Regions from separate parts of the Homo sapiens genome. Here region 1 is linked to region 2. A link is a loop called in an ENCODE intact Hi-C map of the cell type or tissue named here. Cell type or tissue: GM12878. All regions are shown on one strand. Links, peaks and the distances in the headings refer to the core of each region. The heading gives the core; the rest is flanking DNA.

The links. Hi-C counts contacts between places; a loop is a spot of excess contacts. Peaks named below come from ENCODE experiments on the same cell type or tissue, not always from the same donor. Only the 100,000 strongest peaks of a DNase experiment are listed, where the experiment ranks them.
Region 1: a loop joins it to region 2, with 2.1 times the contacts of the local background. A loop is called at or near these places in 5 of 110 quality-filtered maps.

The regions. Positions count from the first base shown.
Region 1 is chr16:14,119,039-14,124,413 of GRCh38, reverse strand. All of the region lies in intron 2 of MRTFB (myocardin related transcription factor B), which reads right to left. Among named protein-coding and RNA genes, the nearest start is that of MRTFB, 50 kb to the right of the region's middle. In GM12878, for the core only: no CTCF peak of the experiment used is centred there; a DNase peak (open chromatin) is centred at 3,043; H3K4me3 peaks cover 701 bases; H3K27ac peaks cover 443 bases.
Region 2 is chr16:14,067,803-14,073,177 of GRCh38, reverse strand. It overlaps MRTFB (myocardin related transcription factor B), which reads right to left and starts at 1,859. Exons shown (of 17, transcript NM_001308142.2): 1 at 1,813-1,859. RefSeq lists silencers at 1,395-1,474, 1,615-2,084. In GM12878, for the core only: no CTCF peak of the experiment used is centred there; a DNase peak (open chromatin) is centred at 2,087; H3K4me3 peaks cover 1,908 bases; H3K27ac peaks cover 1,261 bases.

The DNA of each region.
Region 1 (5,375 bases), core at 112-5,111, 51 kb before region 2:
CTACTTATGACAAATCCATAGCCAATATCATACCGAATGGGCAAAAACTGGAAGCATTCCCTTTGAAAACTGGCACAAGACAAGGATGCCCTCTCTCACCACTCCTATTCAACACAGTATTGGAAGTTCTGGCCAGAGCAATCAGGCAAGAGAAAGAAATAAAGGGTATTCGAATAGGAAAAGAGGAAGTCAAATTGTCTCTGTTTGCAGATAACATGATTATATATTTAGAAAACCCCATCATCTCAGCCCGAAATCTCCTTAAGCTGATAAGCAACTTCAGCAAAGTCTCAGGATACAAAATCAATGTGCAAAAATCACAAGTATTCTTATACACCAATAACAGACAGAGAGCCAAATCATGAGTGAACTCCCATTCACAATTGCTACTGAAAGAATAAAATACCTAGGAATACAACTTACAAGGGATGTGAGGGATCTCTTCAAGGAGAACTAGAAACCACTGCTCAAGGAAATAAGAGAGGGCAAAAACAAATGGAAAAACATTCCATGCTCATGGATAGGAAGAATCAATATCGTGAAAATGGCCACACTGCCCTAAGTAATTTATAGATTCAATGCTATCCCCATCAAGATACCATTGACTTTCTTCACAGAATTGGAAAAAACTACTTTAAACTTCATATGGAACCCAAAAGGAGCCCTCATAGCCAAGACAATCCTAAGCAAAAAGAACAAAGCTGGAGGCATCACACTACCTGACTTCAAACTATATGACAGGGCTAGTAACCAAAACAGCATGGTACTAGTACCAAAACAGATATATAGACCAATGGAACAGAACAGAGGCCTCAGAAATAAGACCATACATCAACAACCTGACAAACCTATACAAACAAGCAATGGGGAAAGGATTCCCTATTTAATAAATGGTGTTGGGAAAACTGGCTAGCCACATGCAGAAAACTGAAACTGGGCCCCTTCCTTACATCTTATACAAAAATTAACTCAAGATAGATTAAAGACTTAAATGTAAGACCTAAAACCATAAAAATTCTAGAAGAAAACCTAGGCAATACCATTTAGGACATAGGCATGGCAAGGACTTCATGTCTAAAACACCAAAAGCAACGGCAACAAAAGCCAATGGCATCTAATTAAACTAAAGAGCTTGTGAACAGCAAAAGAAACTATCATCAGAGTGAACAGGCAACCTACAGAATGGGAGAAAATTTTTGCAATCTATCCATCTGACAAAGGGCTAATATCCAGAATCTACAAAGAACTTAAACAAATTTACAAGAAAAAAACAAACAACCCCATCAAAAAGTGAGCAAAGGGTGTGAACCGACACTTCTCAAAAGAAGATATTTATGCAGCCAACAAACATATGAAAAAATGCTCGTCATCACTGGTCATTAGAGAAATGCAAATCAAAACTACAATGAGATACCATCTCACGCCAGTAAGAATGGTGATCATTAAAAAGTCAGGAAACAACAGATGCTGGAGAGGATGTGGAGAAATAGGAATGCTTTTACACTGTTGGTGGGAGTGTAAATTAGTTCAACCATTGTCGAAGACAGTGTGGTGATTCCTCAAGGATCTAGAACTAGAAATACAATTAGACCCAGCAATCCCATTACTGTGTATATACCCAAAGGATTATAAATCATTCTACTATAAAGACACATGCACACATATGTTTACTGTGGCACTATTCACAATAGCAAAGACTTGAAACCAACCCAAATGTCCGTCAATGATAGACTGGATAAAGAAAATAAATGTGGCACATATATACACCACGGAATACTATGCAGCCATAAAAAAGGATGAGTTCATATCCTTTGCAGGGACATGGATGAAGCTGGACACCATCACTCTCAGCAAACTAACATAAGAACAGAAAACCAAACACCGCATGTTCTCACTCATAAGTGGGAGCTGAATAATAAGAACACATGGACACAGGGAGGGAAACATCACACACCAGGGCCTGTTGCAGGGTAGGGGGCTAGGGGAGGGATAGCATTAGGAGAAATACCTAAGGTAGGTGACCGGCTGATGGGTGCAGCAAACCACCATGGCACGTGTATATACATGTAACAAAACTGCATATTCTACACATGTACCCCAGAACTTAAAGTATAATAAAAAAAAAGTTGGTACATTAATTCCACTGAAATTACGCTATTATTGAAAAAAAAAAAACAGATCCATATGTACTGAAAGGGGAAAATGTCCATGATACATAATTAAATAGAAAAAGTTAACTGCTGAACAGAATGTCCTATGTGTATATATATAACACTTACATAGAAAGAACAAGAGAAAGAACGGGGAAGGCAGGGAGAGTGGAGGCAGCCTGGCAGGCTGCATGCCAAAGAAACAGAGACAGGAGGTGAGAAAAAAGGGACAGAGCAGAGGTAAAAGAGAGAAGAAAGTCAGGAGGCTGGTAGAGAGTGACAGAGAATGTACACACCCAACCGGCTATCTCTGAGTGTACCATACAGTAGCTACTCACCACATGTTCTACTTAAATATAAATCAATTACAATTAAATTAAAAAACTCAGTTCTACAATTGCACCTGTCACATTTTAAGGGCTTGACGGCCACATATGGTTAATGGTTACTACACTGATGGTACAAAATAGAACATTTCCATCATTGCAGAAAACTCTATGGGGGAGTGCTATTCTACACCCTTTGGTATTGCGTCAAATTTTTATAATGAGCGTGTGCTACCTTTACAGTCTGCAAAGAGAATAAAGACATTTCCAATTTGAAAAAAACAAAAACAAAAACGCTTTCAGGGCTTTTCCCCTCATTCTGCAACTCTTTTTATACTTCCTTTTCAAACACCACAGAAGCACTAGAGTTTGCATAAGAGGTTAACAATCTAAGTAGTAGTCAATTTTCTCTAACTTATTTAATTTTTACTAACTCAATTCTACTTAATAAGAGTTCAAATGTCACCAAAATAAGGAATACAACAAACATTTGGAGCATCGTGACATCGCTCTTGTTCTTTAAAACAGAAAAAAAGGTCATGTTACTCATTCTCAGCAGAAGCAGAAGTGGTTGACAGAAACCCCTTACAGTTCAGACAAACATTTTAAATGGAAGCTTTTCTTCAAAAGAATAATGGCACTTAAAAATAGCATTCTTTTTTTTTCTGATTCAATTCAGTACAAAGTAGAAAGGGGAAAAAATAAGCCTAAAGCTCAATGTAAAAAAAAAAAAAGCCATATTAACTGAAAAAGAAAATGACAATGCTAAGAACCAGCTTTCAAATGAAGACTGTAACACCAAAGCAAAGAACACTCACAATAACCAGTTTTAAAGAGTTTCTGATGTAAGAGAAATTTGAGGTGAGGTTTTAAGAGAGCAACAGCTTAAAGAAGAGTTAATCAAAAAGACTTCTGGAAAAAATATACTATACATATATATGAGTTTATGTGGAATGCACAAATAACTTCTTGAGACCCTTAATCTTCTTTGAAAAAAACCACTCATTGCTGCTGAAAGATTATAGCCCAGGCCCTACTTCTATATCTACCAGCACCCAGTGACCCATGGTCCCACAGACAGACCTTACCTGTGTCCTCAGAGTTCTCCTCAAAGCCCTCCACAAAATCAAGTCCACCTACTTTCCTAGCACAACCACCCACTATTCTATCCCCCACACACTAAGTTCCAATCATAACCATCCACTCAAGGTTCTTAACAGGGCCTTGCATAATGTATCAATATATAAAGCCACAGTGATTAAGATAGTGCAGAAGTGACACAAGCATATATTATTTTAAAAGAATGTATTATAAACCGATGAAGCTGCCCATGTATACTAAGGAAACTGAATACGTGATAAGGTGGCATCACAAATCAGTGGGGAAAAAGATAAGACTATGCAATCAGTGACACTGGCTTGTGCAACCAGTTTACTCACGTGGAAAATTTTCTCTATCTTATATGCACACACAGAAATAAATTGCACATGGATTAGACCTACACTGAAAAAAAACAGAACAAACTTTTAGAAGGAAACATGGTAGGATCTCTTTATGACCCCAAAGTACTTAGAGAACGGAGGGATTAAACATGATGTAAAAAGCACCAACCATAAATGAACAGACTGACAAGTATGACTTGATTATAATGTGAAACTGGCACCCAACAAAGCATACCACAAAGTGGAAAGATAAGCCATGATGGAGAACATATGTGAACTATGGAAAACAGGAAATGCAAAATATCAACAAAAGGTTAATCTGAGATATATAAGGATATAAACATACATAAGAAAAAGAACATACAAAAGAAAATCTGACAAGCCCCAAAAGAGGAAACGGAAACAGCCAAATAAACATAAGAAGTGATGCCCAAATTCACTAGAAATGAAGGAAATGTACTATTTCACATTGGCAAAAATTTGAAAGTCTGACAGTACCAAGTCTTGGCAAGAATATGAGGCAACAGAAATTCTGAGACAGTGCTGTCAGGAGCTGAAACCTCAAAGCTGCTCTGGAGAATGATCTGGCAACGTCCAGTGAAGCTGAGGAAATGTAGGACCCTACACGTCAGCTGTTCCACCTGCAGGTGCTGTTAAATTCAGTTTAGCCTAAAGCTGCTATGCGAGGCCATTATTTTAGACTAAACTCCTACACTAAGCCCCAACAGACCAAACCAACCAAAATACAATCACTTATACTAAATATGATATAATCAAACTAAAACTTAAAAAAAAATAAGTTTAAAACAGACCAGATTTTTTCTCCTATAAGCAAAAAATTCCAACAAAAAAAGGTTCCCTCTACTCTAACCCTTACAAAAAAATTATCTGAAGTCCTTGTTCCCACCTTGCAAAGTCCACTGGTCTACTATTTCCTAGTAAAATTTAAAACCAAAGTGACATTAATGCCTAAAGTTTTGGTCAATCTCTCAAAAGTGAAATTTTGAGAGACTGATCAAAAAGGAAAAACCATTCAATTAAATTTAGTCTAAACCTGCCTCCTTATGTATTTTAAATTCAGCTTAAAGGTTTCTCTATACATAAGAAACTATAACCTAACTAAATACATAAACAAACTATAACCTACTCTTGTGCCAATCACCTAGTTTCAGCCAATCAGAGGCAGCCAACTGCCAAACTATATTCAAATAAGACCAACAATGAACTATAACCAATCCGACGGTTTCTGCACCTCACTTCCATTTTCTGTATGGCACCTTTCTTTTTCTGTCCATAAATCTTCAACCACGTGACTATACTAATCCTAGCTTCTCTAATCCTGGTCTAGTTTGGGGGCTGCCCGATTCACAAACTGTTCTTCATTCAATTAAATTCTATTATATTTAATTTGTCTAAGGTTTTTCTTTTAACAGTACAAACCCTAGAAAAGCTGTCAA
Region 2 (5,375 bases), core at 119-5,118:
ACAATATTTAAAAGTTTTTATAAGAAATTGCAGGGAAACTCCAGTAATGTAGGAGAAAGTAGCAAGGGAAGCTTAAATAGAGTAAGGGAAAACTGTCTAAACATTAGCGATCGTTTCCTCACACCACACACCGTTAACATACAATTGTAGTATCAGAATACTGAGCATATACAAACAAGTGAGATACTGATATTGAACCAAAAATTTTCAACCTTGTTAATATTTTATTAATTATTACCAATGGTAATTGTTAGGAAGCCAGTATTGTCCCTTCGAGTGTGTGACACAAAAAATTCTACAATATAGTTTAAAAATATGGATCCATGGAGGGCTTGTGCTAATATTTACGTATTTATTGAGACAGTCTGTTATTTGTCTTGCCATGTTATCCCTAGTTCAATCTAGGTTGTTTCTCTCTTTAATTCGCAAGAAACAGGTTATGCCAACCTAGGTGTTTTTCCCAACCTCCGTCTGTATCTCTGCTCTTTCCCTGAAGTAGCGGCCTCACTCTGTAGCCCAGGCTGGAGGGCAGTGGTGCAATCACAGCTCACTGCAGCCTTTAACTCCTGGGCTCAAGAGATCCCCTCACCTCAGCCTCCCAAGCAGCTGAGACTACAGGTGTGCGCCACCACACCACGCTAATTTTTTCTTTTTTTGTACAGGTGGGATCTCGCTATATTGCCCAGGCTTGCTCTTGTTTGAAATAGCTCCTCCTAATTTTTTTTAACCAATACAAATGTACTCATTAGAAGCTGGCACAAGCACCCCAGTATATACTGTCTTCCAGCACAAGAGTATGTCCTAGATGTGAATGGTACAGCAACATCTGTCATATACTGTTCTCTATTTCGCCCTTACGCTTCAATCAAACCATCATACTGCTTTTCAAGGATGTGTGTAGGGAGGTCACATTGTTTATGAATTTCATTTCAGGGTAGTAAAGAGGGCTTTATACATGTTTGCTGCAAAGGGGAAGAAGGGACCTTGATTCTGACGAGGTTGAGAACCACTGTTCCCAAGAGTGGAATCGCGTGCTGAAACAAAAATCGAACTTTTAGAGAAGAGTTTCCTTTGCCTAAGGCAAGCCCTGGGCTCCAATATTCCACTTCATTGGGCCTGACACCCCACTACCAGCACACGCCCGCTGCTCTCAGCCCACCTCTGCTTCCAAGCAGGGCCAAACAATGGTTCTTGACCACTTGGGGATCGGGGACCCTTTTAGGAACGAGACAAAAGCCCTGGAAAAACTCTCTCCCAAGAAACCCATATACCAAGCTGCATCCAACTTCAGGGCGCTCCCAGACACCCCCTCTGAAGCCTGGTCGGGACCCCAGGAGAAAAGGGCTGAGGGGAGTGGGAGGTGGGAAGAGGAAGGGGGCGCAGGGGTCCCGGTCCCCTCCCACCGCCTCCTCGCAGTGTGGCTCTGGCCCGGGCGCTCCACCTCTCTGTGCAGCCCCGGCGTGCAAGCGCGCAACTTAAGTGCCCGGCACACAGCAGAGGCTCCATAAACGCCGCTGCCACTGTCAGCAGGGCCAACTCTGCAGTCGAGATGGACACTGAGGCGGCCCCGGGGTCGCGCCCGGGCGCGAGGACCGGTTGAAGGAGGCACCGGCCCGCGGCCCCGGCCGCCCCGCCCCGCGCGAGTCCCGGGGACGGTGCGGACCAAACGGCGCCGCAGCTGCTGCGGGGACGAACAGGGATGGCTGCCTGGGACGCGGGATGTTCACCAGGCCCGCTCCCCCACCCAGCCCTCGGTCTCGGCCGCTCTCACCCGGCCTCAGCCCCCAACGGCCGCCACCGCCCGCCGCTCACCTCCCCGGCCGCCGCCGCCGCCGCTCCCGCCGCCGCCGCGCGATCTCGCGAGACTTCGCTCCCCTCGGCACTCCCCCTCCTCCCCGCGGCGCGCGCGGACCCCAGGCTAGAAGCGGCTCGGCGCGCTCCCCGGACGCTGCCCACCCCGCCTCAAGGGTCAAGCCCGGCCTCTCTCGCTGCTCGCCCCCGACTCCGTCCCTGCGTGCACTCCGCCCACTCCCGTGACTGGGAAGGGTTAAAGCCCAGGTGCGAGGCGGCCGCCTCCTTCTCACCTGGCCGGCCGGGTGCGCGTGCGCATGCGCATGTCCGGGGCTCGGCCCTGAGCCTCTGCAAAGGCTTGGACGGTGGCGACAAAGGTGACCGCTGCCACCCGTCCTGAGTGCTCGCTGCGCGCCGAGCACTTAACAGCCCCCTTCGGTCCTCACACTGCCCTCCAAAGTGGGTATTACCAGCCTCCCCATTCTAGAGAGAGGAAAAATGGAGGCCTGGCAAGGAAAGTACAGTAATGGCTCCATGTCACACAGCCAGGAATTGGCTGAGCCAGTGTTGGGATCTGGGGTTGTCTGATGCCCAGCCCAAAACCCATTTCTGCACCTCAGTGACAGCCCCCAGGCCCTGTCCCTCTTTCCGTTCAAGGCTCAAGGCGCTGCCTCTCAGCCGCAGTCTTCATTCTCTCCCAACATTCACCAAGGTGAGAGGAGGAGCTCCTGGGAAGTCATTTGCTACAATCTGTTTTCAATGGAGCTGGCGACAGTAAAGTGCTTCTCCCTCACTTTACAAACTTCCCAAGGCCTGTGAAGCCCCTGTGCCACTCCCTGTGCAGCTCTGAAGACTGTGTGACTATTTTTATGCGGTTCTGTCTCCTCCTTAGACTGGTGGCGTTTTGCTGGTAGAGAGCATGATGGAATGGCACACAGGACAGAGAATCAGAATGTACATGATGTTAGCACACAGAAAAGTGTGACTTCTTCCCAGGAGTAAGTCTTAATGAAATAATAATTGTTTGTAAAGAGGAAGGGCTAACATTTATTGCGGGCATATCAAGGTCATACCAATCTTCTTGCAATCCTGGAGGTGGAGAAAGTAGCCTGTTTCCATTGTGAAATAGGATTTGAACCTGGGTCTGAGTCCGGAGCCCAGCACTACCTTGTAGGTAGGTCCTGTTCTGCAAGCAAGCGAGCATGAGCTAGCTCATCTGGGCCGGCTGCTGTAAGATCAGGAGCCCTGGAGGTTCTAGGTAGCCTTCCACCTGCAACAGCGTCTGCATGGGCTTACCCAGCCCACCTGATAATCACATCAATGTCAGCAAGTGCTGGCCTGCCCATGCTCCAAACCTGTCCACTCTCCCCGGAACCAATTGCTGTGTACAGGCCAGAGCATGTGGGTGCCCTTGCATGTTTCAACCTCACTCAACTCACCAGATGGAGGAAGTGGGTGAAGAAGGAAAATCACACCTGCTGGGCAGCTACAAAGTGCTGAGCCCTGCTCCAGGTGCTGTCTATTTATTAATTTATTTAGCCCTCCCAACAACCCTGTATTAGGGTTCTCCAGAGAAACACAGCTACTAGGTTCTAGATAGATGTAGGCTGGGCAAGGTTGCTCATTCCTGTAATCCCAGCACCTTAGGAGGTCCAGTCAGGAGGATCACTTGAGCCTAGGAGTTTTAGACCAGCCTGGGTAACACAGTGAGACCCCGTCTCTACAAAAAATAAAAAGAATTGGGCATGGTGGCACATGCCTGGAGTTCCAGTTACTCTGGAGGCTGATGTGAGAGGATCTCTTGAGCCCAGGAGTCGAGGCTGCAGTGAGCTCTGACTGTGCCACTGCCCTCCAGTCTGGACAACAGAGTGAGACCCTGTCTCTAAAAAAGAAAAAACTATATAGATTCATAAGAGGGGATGTATGATGGCAGCTGAGAAGTCCTACGATGTGCCATCTCCAAACTGGAAAGCCAGGGAAACTGGTGACATAGCTCAGTCGCAGTTGTGGCCCGAGAACCAGGGAATCTGATGGTGTAACTCTCAGTTCGAGGCTACAGGCCTGAGAACTTGGGAGCCACTGGAGCGAGTCCTAGAGTCCAAAGCTGGAGAACCTGGGCTGGGCGCAGTGGCTCATGCCTGTAATCCCAGCACTTTGGGAGGCTGACGCAGGTGGATCACCTGAGGTCAGGAGTTCAAGACCAGCCTGGCCAACATGGTGAAACCCCGTTCTCTACTACAAATACAAAAATTAGCCAGGTGTGGTGATGGGTGCCTGTAATCCCAGCTACTGGGGAGGCTGAGGCAGGAGAATCGCTTGAACCTGGGAAGAGGAGGTTGCACTGAGCTGAGATTGCATTATTGAACTCCAGCCTGGGCATCAAGTGAGACTGTCTCAAAAAAAAAAAAAAAAAAAAAAAAAAAGCTGGAGAATCTGGAGTTCTGGTGTCGAGGGACAGGAGAAGATAGTGTCCTGGCTCCGGAAGAGAAAGAGAGAATTTGTCTTTCTTCTACTGTTCTATCCAGGCCCTCAACTGATGGCGATGAAGGCAGATCTTCCTTACTCAGTCACTGATTCAAACACCAATCTCTTCTGGCAACACCCACACAGACACACCCAGAAGTAATGCTCTACCAGCCATCTGGGTATCCTTTAATCCAGCCAAACGGATGCCTAAAATCAACCGTCACAAATCCCCTGTGGAAGTTATGGTTGTCCCCATTTTACAGATGAGAAAACCAGGAACATAAGAGGTGAGAGGACATGCCCAACAACACACACAGCAACACGCAACGACACACACAACACGCAACGACACACAACAACACGCAACAACACACAGTTGGCAAGTGGTTGGTTCCACCCCAGATCAGCCTGTTTCCAAATGCACAAACTTTGCCTTTCGTGACCAACAAGGCTATTCCCTACCTCAAAAGCCTTTATCTTTATGAAACAGAAAATCCCCAAATCCCCTGAGGTCAGGACTCCAGTGTAAGATGCTGTTATGTTCTCCTCCGGGTGGCCAGTGCCTCAGTGTTCTCATCTAACATAAGAACATGAGTAGGGAAAATTAACCAACTTAATATATGTGAAGCATACGGAAAAGTGCCTTACAAGATTAAGCACTCAGTAAATCAAAGCTGTTATTACCATGGGTGGATTCTTTGTGATATTTTATCCTTTCCTCATTGCCCAGTAGAAATAGCAATTCAAGTAGGAGGATGGGCTCATATACAGAAATAAAATTAGTTTTTAGGCCAGCTGTGGTGGCTCATGCCTGTAATCCCAGCAGTTTGGGAGGCCGAGGTGAGAGGATCACCTGGGGACAGAAGTTCGACACCAGCCTGGCCAACATGTTGAATCCCCATCTCTACTAAAAATACAAAAATTACCCAGGCATGGTGGCGGGCGGCTGTAGTCTCAGCTACTTGGGATGCTGAGGCACAAGAATCTCTTGAACCCAGGAGGTGGAGGTTGCAGTGAGCTGAGATTACACCACTGCACTCCAGCCTGGGTGACAGAGCAAGACTCTGTCTCAAAAATAATAAAAATAAAATTAGTTTTTAATTATATTTCTGAATGAA